Linked DNA regions of Homo sapiens: region 2 is linked to region 1. Evidence: chromatin loops called from intact Hi-C (ENCODE). Cell type or tissue: PC-3. All regions are shown on one strand.

What was found. A loop is a pair of places that touch in the nucleus more often than their neighbours do. Peaks named below come from ENCODE experiments on the same cell type or tissue, not always from the same donor. Only the 100,000 strongest peaks of a DNase experiment are listed, where the experiment ranks them.
Region 2: it touches region 1 in a loop (2.0-fold over the local background); 1 of 110 quality-filtered maps calls a loop at or near these places.

Annotation. Positions count from the first base shown.
Region 1 is chr18:69,913,983-69,918,982 of GRCh38, forward strand. The region is part of intron 2 of CD226 (CD226 molecule); the gene reads right to left. Among named protein-coding and RNA genes, the nearest start is that of CD226, 31 kb to the right of the region's middle. In PC-3, CTCF peaks have their summits at 2,745 and 2,944; a DNase peak (open chromatin) is centred at 2,589; H3K27ac peaks cover 652 bases.
Region 2 is chr18:69,785,250-69,790,249 of GRCh38, forward strand. The region is part of intron 7 of DOK6 (docking protein 6); the gene reads left to right. Among named protein-coding and RNA genes, the nearest start is that of CD226, 160 kb to the right of the region's middle. In PC-3, no CTCF peak of the experiment used is centred here; a DNase peak (open chromatin) is centred at 3,112; H3K27ac peaks cover 1,272 bases.

The DNA of each region.
Region 1 (5,000 bases):
AACAAAATGAGTTGGGGGAAATGCACTACTTCTATTAGAGAGATTTCCAAAATTTGGAAAGCTGTCTCACTGTGATCATATTTTCATAGCATGATTTTGGAACAATAATCTAAAATGTCCAGTATTTATACTACCATCTATGAATTTGGCTTGTATGTATTATGTCAGAATGTGAAAAATCTCTGGCTCTGAAATTCTACCTTTCTATATAATATTTCAGATCACACCTGCAAAACTACTCTACGACCTTGACATTTTTGATGAGTTTGATGAGATCTTCGACTGCTTCAAGTCAATCACCTCATATCAGTGCCATTGGCAATTTGAGGAAGACAAAGAGGAGCTTGGTTCAAGTTGATTAGCACTACCAGAAAAGAAACTCACAGTGAACACCATATATCAATTATTCCATTGAGTTCATGGACCAAGAGGAGAATATTTATTTTCAAGTTTTGTGGTTAGCAATTCCTTGTGATAGTTCTGCCAGTTTCCAATTTTCTCACTGAAGGGCTACAGAGTTCCGTATTTGTGCCAAGTCCTATATATTGCTCCTTTACAAAAGCATTTCTACTGAAGTAAATTGGAAAAAGAAGAAAAGGCAAGATAGACTAGACTTTTGGCCCTCCTTCTAATTGAGAATGACAACCACAACCATTTCAGTTGCATTCAGCTGTCATTCTGTTACTCCCAATAAAACAGAAATGTTCATGCTCTAAAGTAACTAACACAAATAACCATCAATTGAGGACCTACTATATTTAAGACAATGTCCCAAATTCTGAGCCAAATCTCAAGGAAATTGCAAAGGAAAGTCAAAGGAATTAAAATCAATAATGCAATAGGTCCTGACTCGCCTGAAAGTAAATTGGCACAAGAAAACATCCAAAAAAATATTTTTTTACTATCTTAGCATACTCTGATTTTCTAGAAATTCTACTCTTGTTCAGTTTAAAGTGAGGGAAGATTTTACTTTGAAGTATTAGAGCTTTACCAGAGTTGTTCATTTTGGAAACAGTATCGTTAATGATTGACAATGCCATTCAGGGTAATCACATCTTCTAGTCATAGTTCACGGTGATTCTAAATGGAGGTGAACACATTTCACCATTTCATTTTATCCCTCTCACACAATAGCACCTGGACACGATTTCAAAATGGTTAAGGAGACTTATAAAGTATTTATTACAGAAGAGAACATTGGATCTGATAGGGTTGACAATCATTGCTATTTGCTTTATTAGTAGCAGAATGAGTAAAAATATGCAGAAATGCATATACACTTTAGCAAATGATCAAAGAGTCCATATGATGTATTTTTAATCTAATAAATGAATTCAATGTTAATATAACTAACCAAAGGTCCTCAGCTACTTTTTATCATGCCATGGTTCTCCATTTGCCAGAATTCATCTAACAGCCCCATTAAAATTGTAAACACTGGAAGCAAAGATGAAATGGAGAAAACAAACAATTCTTTTCCAGATTACAGTTAGTTCTCAAATATACCTTTGGAAGCTAGGTCAGAAAGAACTTAGATAAATATGCTTCCTATGAATTGGTATATGTCCTATTGCTACGCGCCATTTTTTAAATGCGGAAACTAATTGAAATAGTTGCTTTGAAATATTTAAGCTCAGTGTTTGCCATTCTCCTTGGCTCTTTTATCTCACTACACACTCTTTTTCTAAGTTAGGGATGACTTCCATTTCCCCTGCATAGTACGCACTTCCCCGAAGTCTGCAATTTAATTTCCACCTCCATAATTTTAAATATTTTAAAGTTATCATTTTACACTCTCAATTTTCCTCTACAATTGCCTTCATAATGGCTTCCTAACTCTACTGTCTTGGAATTACATTTTTCACATTTATAGGTTTGTCTTTTAAAAGCAAAACAAAACAAAAAAGCCATAAAATTTGGGGATCAGAATCAAATCACAGGATGTGCCAGAGCCAGTGGTAATGATTACAGATATACCCTAATGTGAGGTTTATTGCAGTTGTGCTATTTCATTTCAGAGGTATATTACTGTAGAATAACAGTTAAGAGAACAAAGCATATTTTTTGCCTGTCAATAGATTCAATTGCATTTTACAGCAAAAATAATTTACTCGCAGGTTTAAATTAGACATCTAAGTGATGCAAATAAATAAATCACTGATGATTTCAGCAACCAGAGATAACCACACAGATACTGATTTGTGATTTATTTGTAATATACCACAAACAAAACTAAAAACTTCAATGTATATTTCAGGAAAAGATTAATTTGGTGTGTGGTTACTTATAAAATCATGTAAGAGTAACAAGACAAAACCAATTTTAAATAATAGAATTTAAGAATGCTCTAGTCCTAAAGAATAATTTAGTATGACATTGACCATCTAACCATCCCTCTATTTCCTCTCCCAAAATATAGTTCGGATGCTGAAAGTGAAATACACCTTAAAAAATAAAAGGTAAAATATAGGCTGTCAGACTAATCTGTACTGAATAAAATACCCTCCGGAAAGCCATGACTCAAAACATTTATCATCTCAACAAGAAACAATGATGTGTTTGATTCATAAAGTAATACAAAAAGTATATTTGTTTTCCTGATGTTTAGACAAGCATCAAACCACACAATATTTTTTAATGAGTCATTGGACTAGAAATCTGAGCTTTATCTTTCATACTAAATACACGGTTCATCCACTAGGGTATCAACCTACTAGGGGCATGAACTGTCCTTTTTATACATTTTGTACATAAGGGAACAGACGAGATTCTTATACTCAATATGAGCACCCAATGGGCACTCATTATATGCTCATCAAGTTTGCTTTAAGGGATGTTGAGAGAGCAGTATAACTTTCTGCATACGAATTCTGAACCTTTGTGACATGGTATCCTTCTGACAATCTCTATCTTGGTTAATACCATCTCCCCACATGACCTGCTATCAAGATTTGAAGCCAAGCTTCACTCCTTCCTTTGTGCATCCCTCCCATTTCACTCACACCCAAATCCTGTCACTTCCTCCTCCTTAATAGCCTTACATCTGCCTACTTCTCTGCTTTCCCACTTGAACAGGTTCTTATCATCACCTCTCCCCAGGTGGTAATGACAAGGGCCTTGTCATAATTCTCTATATACATTACATAGTACAGCCAGAGTAATCTTTGTAAAACAGATCTGGCCCTATTAGTCCCTAGCTTAAAATTCTATGTATCCCCAAAGCCTCCAGGATAAAATTCAAACTTCTCAGCACATATTCTAAGGCCTAATAGAAGTAGTCATGGTTTCTCCAAGTGTCAGCTCTGGTCCACCACTCACCTTGCCCCTGGGCTCATTCTCAGATCCTCCAACTCACCACATACACTCCATCTCACGTCTGAACTCTGGACCAGGACACTCCCTCCCCCAGCACCATCTTTCCTTCCCTCCTTCTGCTGCTTTCTGCCTCTTCCATTGAGCTTTCCTGGGTTGCTCCTCCTCCTCAAGCTAGGTTACACACCCCCCCAACACATGCACTTTATGCTCATATTTTAGCCTATATGCACCTCTTCATTTACAGTGCTGCTCCTAAGATATGCCTCTTGTGCAGCTGTTGACTTTTTTAAAAATAAAGCACAGGAATTTATATGTTCTCCTACCTGATTTTAGTGAGTTAGCGCTGTCAGTTTAGTTAAGTTGATAGTTTGAGTTTACTTTTCCAAATGGGTGCTTTCGTCTATCATTGTGAACTTCAGGTATGACCTGCGTTATGTGTATAAATATATCTTTAAGTCTTCATACAGCTTCTTGGACAAGGGGGGAGTCATTGAAAAGGATCAAAGATTGAGTCTCCTGTCTAATACTTAATCCATTGTTGATTATGCTTTGAGATCACAGAGGGAAGTTATAGTGAAGGAAAATGAGTGGTTTGAATTCACTCCAAAGAGGAGCAAAAGAGCTTTATAATGACCAAGAGCCCCTGGCTCTAAAACCTTGAAAACAAGTCAGCTGCCCACTGAACCCACCTACCCAAGGCCATATGAGATTAAATTTGTGCCTCACCAGCCACACCAAGCAAGGAGAAGGGCACAGCCAATTTAGTCTTCAACATGGAGGTGAGTTCATCTCAATTAAACAAATCTACTTTTAAGGGTCTATTGTAAAATATGTGTGAGGCAATGTTGATGGGACAAGACCCATCACGTCCCTGAAAGAGCTTACAAAAAGAGTCACCTACTTCAATTACAAATTCAGTTCAAAAATATTTGGTAAGGGCCTAGTACATGAGAAGTACTAAAGAAGCTATTAGGGCCAGGCACGGTGGCTCACGCCTGTAATCCCAGCACTTTGGGAGGCCGAGGCAGGTGGATCACCTGAGGTCAGGAGTTTGAGACCAGCCTGGCCAACATCATGAAACCCCATCACTACTAAAAATACAAAAATAAAATTAGCCAGGTGTGGTGGCAGGCACCTGTAATCCCAGCTACTTGGGAGGCTGAGGCAGAAGAATCACTTGAACTTGGCAGGTGGAGGTTGCGGTGAGCCGAGATTGTGCCATTGCACTCCAGCTTTGGTGACAGAGTGGGACTCTGTCTCAAAAAATAAATTAATTAAAAAGCAGCTATTAAGGATAGAGTGGATAATACCTCAGGCATGGTCTCGGTCCTCACAGGGCTTAGGAACTAATAAGGAAGCCATAAAACTAAACAGATGTTTACAATGTAAAATGCACTGTGAGCTCTGTGCAGGGACACAGTAGGAAAGGAGCCAGATAGAGAGCAATGTCTTGACTTGGAGCAGAGCCACAGCCATCAGCAGGCATCCAGGGCACTTATAGACACCCCTGTGCAAATAGGGGAGTCATGGAAAATACAGATGGAAAGTGGAAGGCCTGGACTGTTGCCCAATACGCATCTGTATAATTTCGTGGACTGAATGTGTGGGGCAGGCTAGTGATACTTCAGGAAGGGCTGAGATTGTTGCTGCACTGATACAGACATGGGATGCAATCAGAGGAGGTG
Region 2 (5,000 bases), 130 kb before region 1:
ACTGAGCATCTTATTCATCAAATCTAGAATTTAATTCTAAGATGTAGGTTTGCAATTACGCATTTGGTTCAGCAAAACATTTTTATATACTGGGTCTTGAAATTCTGTTCGTCCTGTTTTGCCCAGACATCTGTAATTATGTCCTCAAACTATATAACTATGGTGGTCTCCGTTTCAATTCTAATAAAAACCTATGACCCTCGTTCTGCAGCCAAGGCCATGGTGGTTTAACAATAAAAAGGGATATTAACATGAAAAATATCGAAGAGCATCAAGACATTAAATCAAGGCAGGTTTTTTTTCCCCTAAATTGTACCAGTTATTGGGAATCTTCTTTTAGGAATAGATTTTCCATTAGTTCATGGGTATGCAGATCTAGAAACCTCAAGAATTCTTTTTGTTCCGTTGCCAGATTTGAAACTCAGTCACTGCCTTTTTATCTCAATGTGCTTTGTTGCCATATTTCTGATGTTTCTTTCCTCATTCCTGACATTACGTTGTCCATTATATTATTCATTTCTCAGTTGCTTCCTTTCTTATGATTTATGCTATAAGTTACCATAATACTTTGTGGAAAGTCTTGGTATATAGTTATTAAATGTGAATGCTAATCAAATATGATTAAAATGCTCTTCTAGCTCTCTTTGTTAGAAAGGTAATGCTCTCTCAGAGTTAGACCTTCAAATTAAGTCATACGTACTCAGCTAGTCTTAATGCCATTAAAATATCTTCAGGATTATAGAATTGGGGAAGTTATACTAAGTAAAAGACTTTTGCATATTTGGTTTGTTTATCAATTGTGCTTTCCTGTTGTATGCGTTTGATATTTAAAATGCTCTTATGAGGAAGGGGAAAAAACACCTATATTTATTTCTTAATGGTTTCCACATGCTTGAAAAAATAAATCAAAACTTGACATGGAGACCATCTAAAAATTCATTGACTTACGCTTAATATAAAATCTGAGGCCTATATTCTCAGAAAACAACCAAAGCACATGATAATAATCTAGCAAAAAAATCCTATATTTGATTTTTGAAATATGTGTTGATCTTAAAAATTATATTTTGATACAAGCATATTTCATATGTTAGACTGCTTCCCTTTATTTTACAAGTCTGAGCTTTCAATGAATGAGTCACTTGTGGCTTAACCTAATTCCTATTCTGAACATAATCTTTAATATAAAGAGTCAGCCTTATGGAAAAAAGAGATTGATGTAGAGTTGAAATAACGGTAATGTTATATCACAGAAAGTGTTGGGGGAAATTTGAGTGGTGAGATCAATTAATTTTCCTCAGAACTTAAACACAAGAGAATCTTGCACAATGAAGTGTTATTTCCTACTAGTAGCAAGTGTTCATTTTCTGGCTTTGACATACAATGTATAGTTTCAAAAATACTCAGAAGTTAGTGCCTTAGCACAAAGCTTGCAACAGTTGCAAAAGGCACCTAAGGAACATTTTGCACTGTGATCAGTAAAACACTGAGACATGCACAATAATTAAATACAGTAAACTTTGACATTTTGCAGACATTTTGTTATATAAAATTCATACATATGGGTACATTATGTTGAACCACGTGATTCCTAATTTTGTAGGTCAAAAGTGATTAAGTACCAGCAATTTCAGATTGTTTGACCTAATTCAAAAATGCACAGATCCCAAGTGTACAATCTGATGGCCGGGCTTGGTGGCTCACGCCTGTAATCCCAGCACTTTGGGTGGTTGAGGCAGGCAGATCACTTGAGGTCAGGAGTTTGAGACCAGCCTGGCCAACATGGTGAAAACCCATCTCTATCAAAAATACAAAAATTAGCCAGGCGTGGTGGTGCATGCCTGTAAACCCAGCTAGTTGGGAGGCTGAGGCAGGAGAATCGCTTGAACCTGGGAGGCAGAGGTTGCAGTGAACTGAGATCACGCCACTGCATTCCAGGCTGGGCAACAGAGTGAGACTTGGTCTCAAAAAACAAGACAAAACAAAACAAAACTTGATGAATTTTCTCATACTGAAAATATTTTTATAACTAGCATCAAGATCCAATATACTTTTTTTGGTCATAATTATGTGTCTTTGTCAAAATAGGACAATATAACATATTTCCTTTTACAGTGTGTTAACTTTATTTGTAACATACGTATTTAGACAGGTGGCATGTCCATTCAGATTCTCACCTTGGGTCCACCTCTCTGACAGTGGAAGAGAAAATGGAATCAATACATTATAAGGAAGAATCATGAAAGTCATTTTATTTGTTTTTCTTCTGTCAAGGGTCACAGTCTTGTGCTGCCTGTTGTCCAGTGTGTGAAATCAATTGTTTTATATGTTGATACAGTTTTTTTAATTGTTTACAACCAAAAGGGAAAGCCAGCTCATTCCTAGATATTCCATTATGACCAGAAACAGAAATCTAGGGCACGCTGCTAAACAACCTCAAAGTTAAAAGTGGTTCTAGTATGATACAGTACCTGTTTTCAAACTTTTTAGCTAAGACAGATACATGAAGGGAAGGAATATGTGCTTCTCTAGAGCCTGGGAGAAGACCCAAATGAGTTCCGAAAAAGACAAACTATCTTTATTGTCATACTTAAAAGGTTGCAATTAATCTGCTTTCTCCTCCATGCTCTACCTTTAGACTAAATATATATGCACTTTAGACTAAATATATTCAGCCTCGGCAATTAGCTTACTTTTGAGGGTGTCCATACCCAACAGGTGCTACCACTTATAAGTGTATTTCTGCAGAAGTTGCTGAGTCACCAGCAGCTCTAAGATATTATGAAATCCTCCAGTGCCCTTCTGGAGCCACTTGGGGGACAAGGGTTTTAAATGGTAGAGAACTCTTGCGTGGAATCCTCAAGTCTCCAAACATCTGTACTTTGTCTAGAAGTCAACTCCCAAGTGCCTAAAGGATTATTAAATAACCAGGGGTAATCTAGGTCTCTTCTGGATTAAACTCAGTGCCCTAAAGTTCTCCTCACAAAGCAGGATACACACCCAACAAGGTACTAGAACTGGCACGTTACTAGTTGTGTGTGTTAATGTCTTTAGGAATCTAGAAATCTCCTAAGTCATCTTCTCACTCACTTAAACAATTGTGTAGTTCACAAACACGGAGGGATGACTAACTTCCTGAAGAATGCAGCCACAATTTGTAAGCATAAATGGGCTCTTTGTAATGAGAAGAAATTAGAGGGTTCTGTTCCATTTTTATTATGCAGAATGGAAGTTTTCAATGATATGTAACACATAAAAATTAAGGAGTAGGTGGAGATTCCAACATTAAGGTAATGTTAAGCATATGATCTATTTAAACTTGGCACTTAACGAACAGAGAGTAAAGCTATCCAAGGCGTCCTAACTGATCATTTGGAAGACTGGCAAAAGTGTTCGGCATAAAACAATATGCATTAGTGTAATCAGAATGTGTAAATTGTAATCATAATGCCTCTTAAATGTACCCATGTCAGTAACAGAATCGCTGCCAGGTAATGAAGACAGACTACTTGGTGAGAAAGAGCTATCTCATTTACTTTTTATTATGTCCCAATCTGTAAATTAGGAGCACAAAAAATTGGTCCAGCTGCCCTGTGTTTTCACTTTCAGCAACGCTATCTCATGAAATAATGGAAATGTTTTCCCGTAAATAACCAAAGAACAGAAATAATGCAACTCATTAAAATACAATAGTGTATATGACTTCAACTCGTCTTAACAAGGTTGGTATTCCCAATAAACAGTTCCTTAAAACAGAAAATTAGTGGGCATTTATGGAAGTTCTTTAAAGATAAATGATGTTTTGTTATTACTTTTTAAGAAATCCTTTCCAATAATAACCAAGACCATGTATTTGAGTTACAAACATGACCATGATTCAAAGCAACAATTGTGAAAATGATGCTAGTACAATTTTGTCTCCCTAATTCCGAGTTTCTTCTTCCACAGTGATTAGTATTTATTCATAGGCTTAATGGAAATTATTAAATATTTGTTAAATAAAATAATATATGGTATATACGCATATAAAATCTGGCTTTATGAGTAAACTAAATACCTTTTATAGGACCTTTTACTCTTATTTCATTCAGTTTGTTCTTTCCAAACCAAAAATTAATGCTTGCATTATGTTGGTAAATCTCCCTAAATGTTCCCAACTCAACTATAAATAAAGTGGATGACCCATTATATTGGGTCAGGTGTGTGTATGCGTGTGTGTTTGTGTGTGTGTGTAAGTAAAATAAAAAAGAAATTCAACAAATAAAACTAAAATTATCTCTATATTTTATAATACCACAAGAAACTGCTGGTCACTGTACTCCTTTTTATAGTGGGGTGGTAAGCAACTGAGAACCTGAGATTGTTTATGTTCCCAAAGATGACATTAAAAAGAAACTTTTTACAAACATTCTTGGCAGTATTTCTTTTGCCAAAATTTGTATCAATTTATTAACTACATGAAACAGATTAAATATATTAAACCTAGTTTTTTCCAAACCTGTCCATGGCTAACCATTAAGATACCAGCTAGAACTATTTGAATATCATCTTCAGAATAAATTTGTAAACACTTTTTCTTCTTTACTTGATTATCCAGCAAGTTTTCTGCCACTAAGCCCTCCACACAACAGTAAGCACATTAGGGGAGGCTGCAGTGTAAGTCTGTGGTGATATTCCACTATTTCTGAAACACAAAGACACTTTTGATCCCCTATGACTTCACATGCATGTTACTGAAAAGGCATTATTGACTTCCCTTTGTTGCTACAATGGAGTAACAAGATCAAAGTCCTCAGAGTTGAACAAGAGGTACAGACTAAACCCCAAGTCCTCTATTATCTGTGACCAGAGATTTTGTCAAAGGAGAGGATGTCTCTTAATCCATCAGGAGAAGCACCAGGCACCTGTGCAATTTTAAAAATTGCTGTGTTTCACCACGTTTCACTCATAAGTGGGAGTTGAACAATAAGAACACATGGACACAGGGAGGGGAACATCAC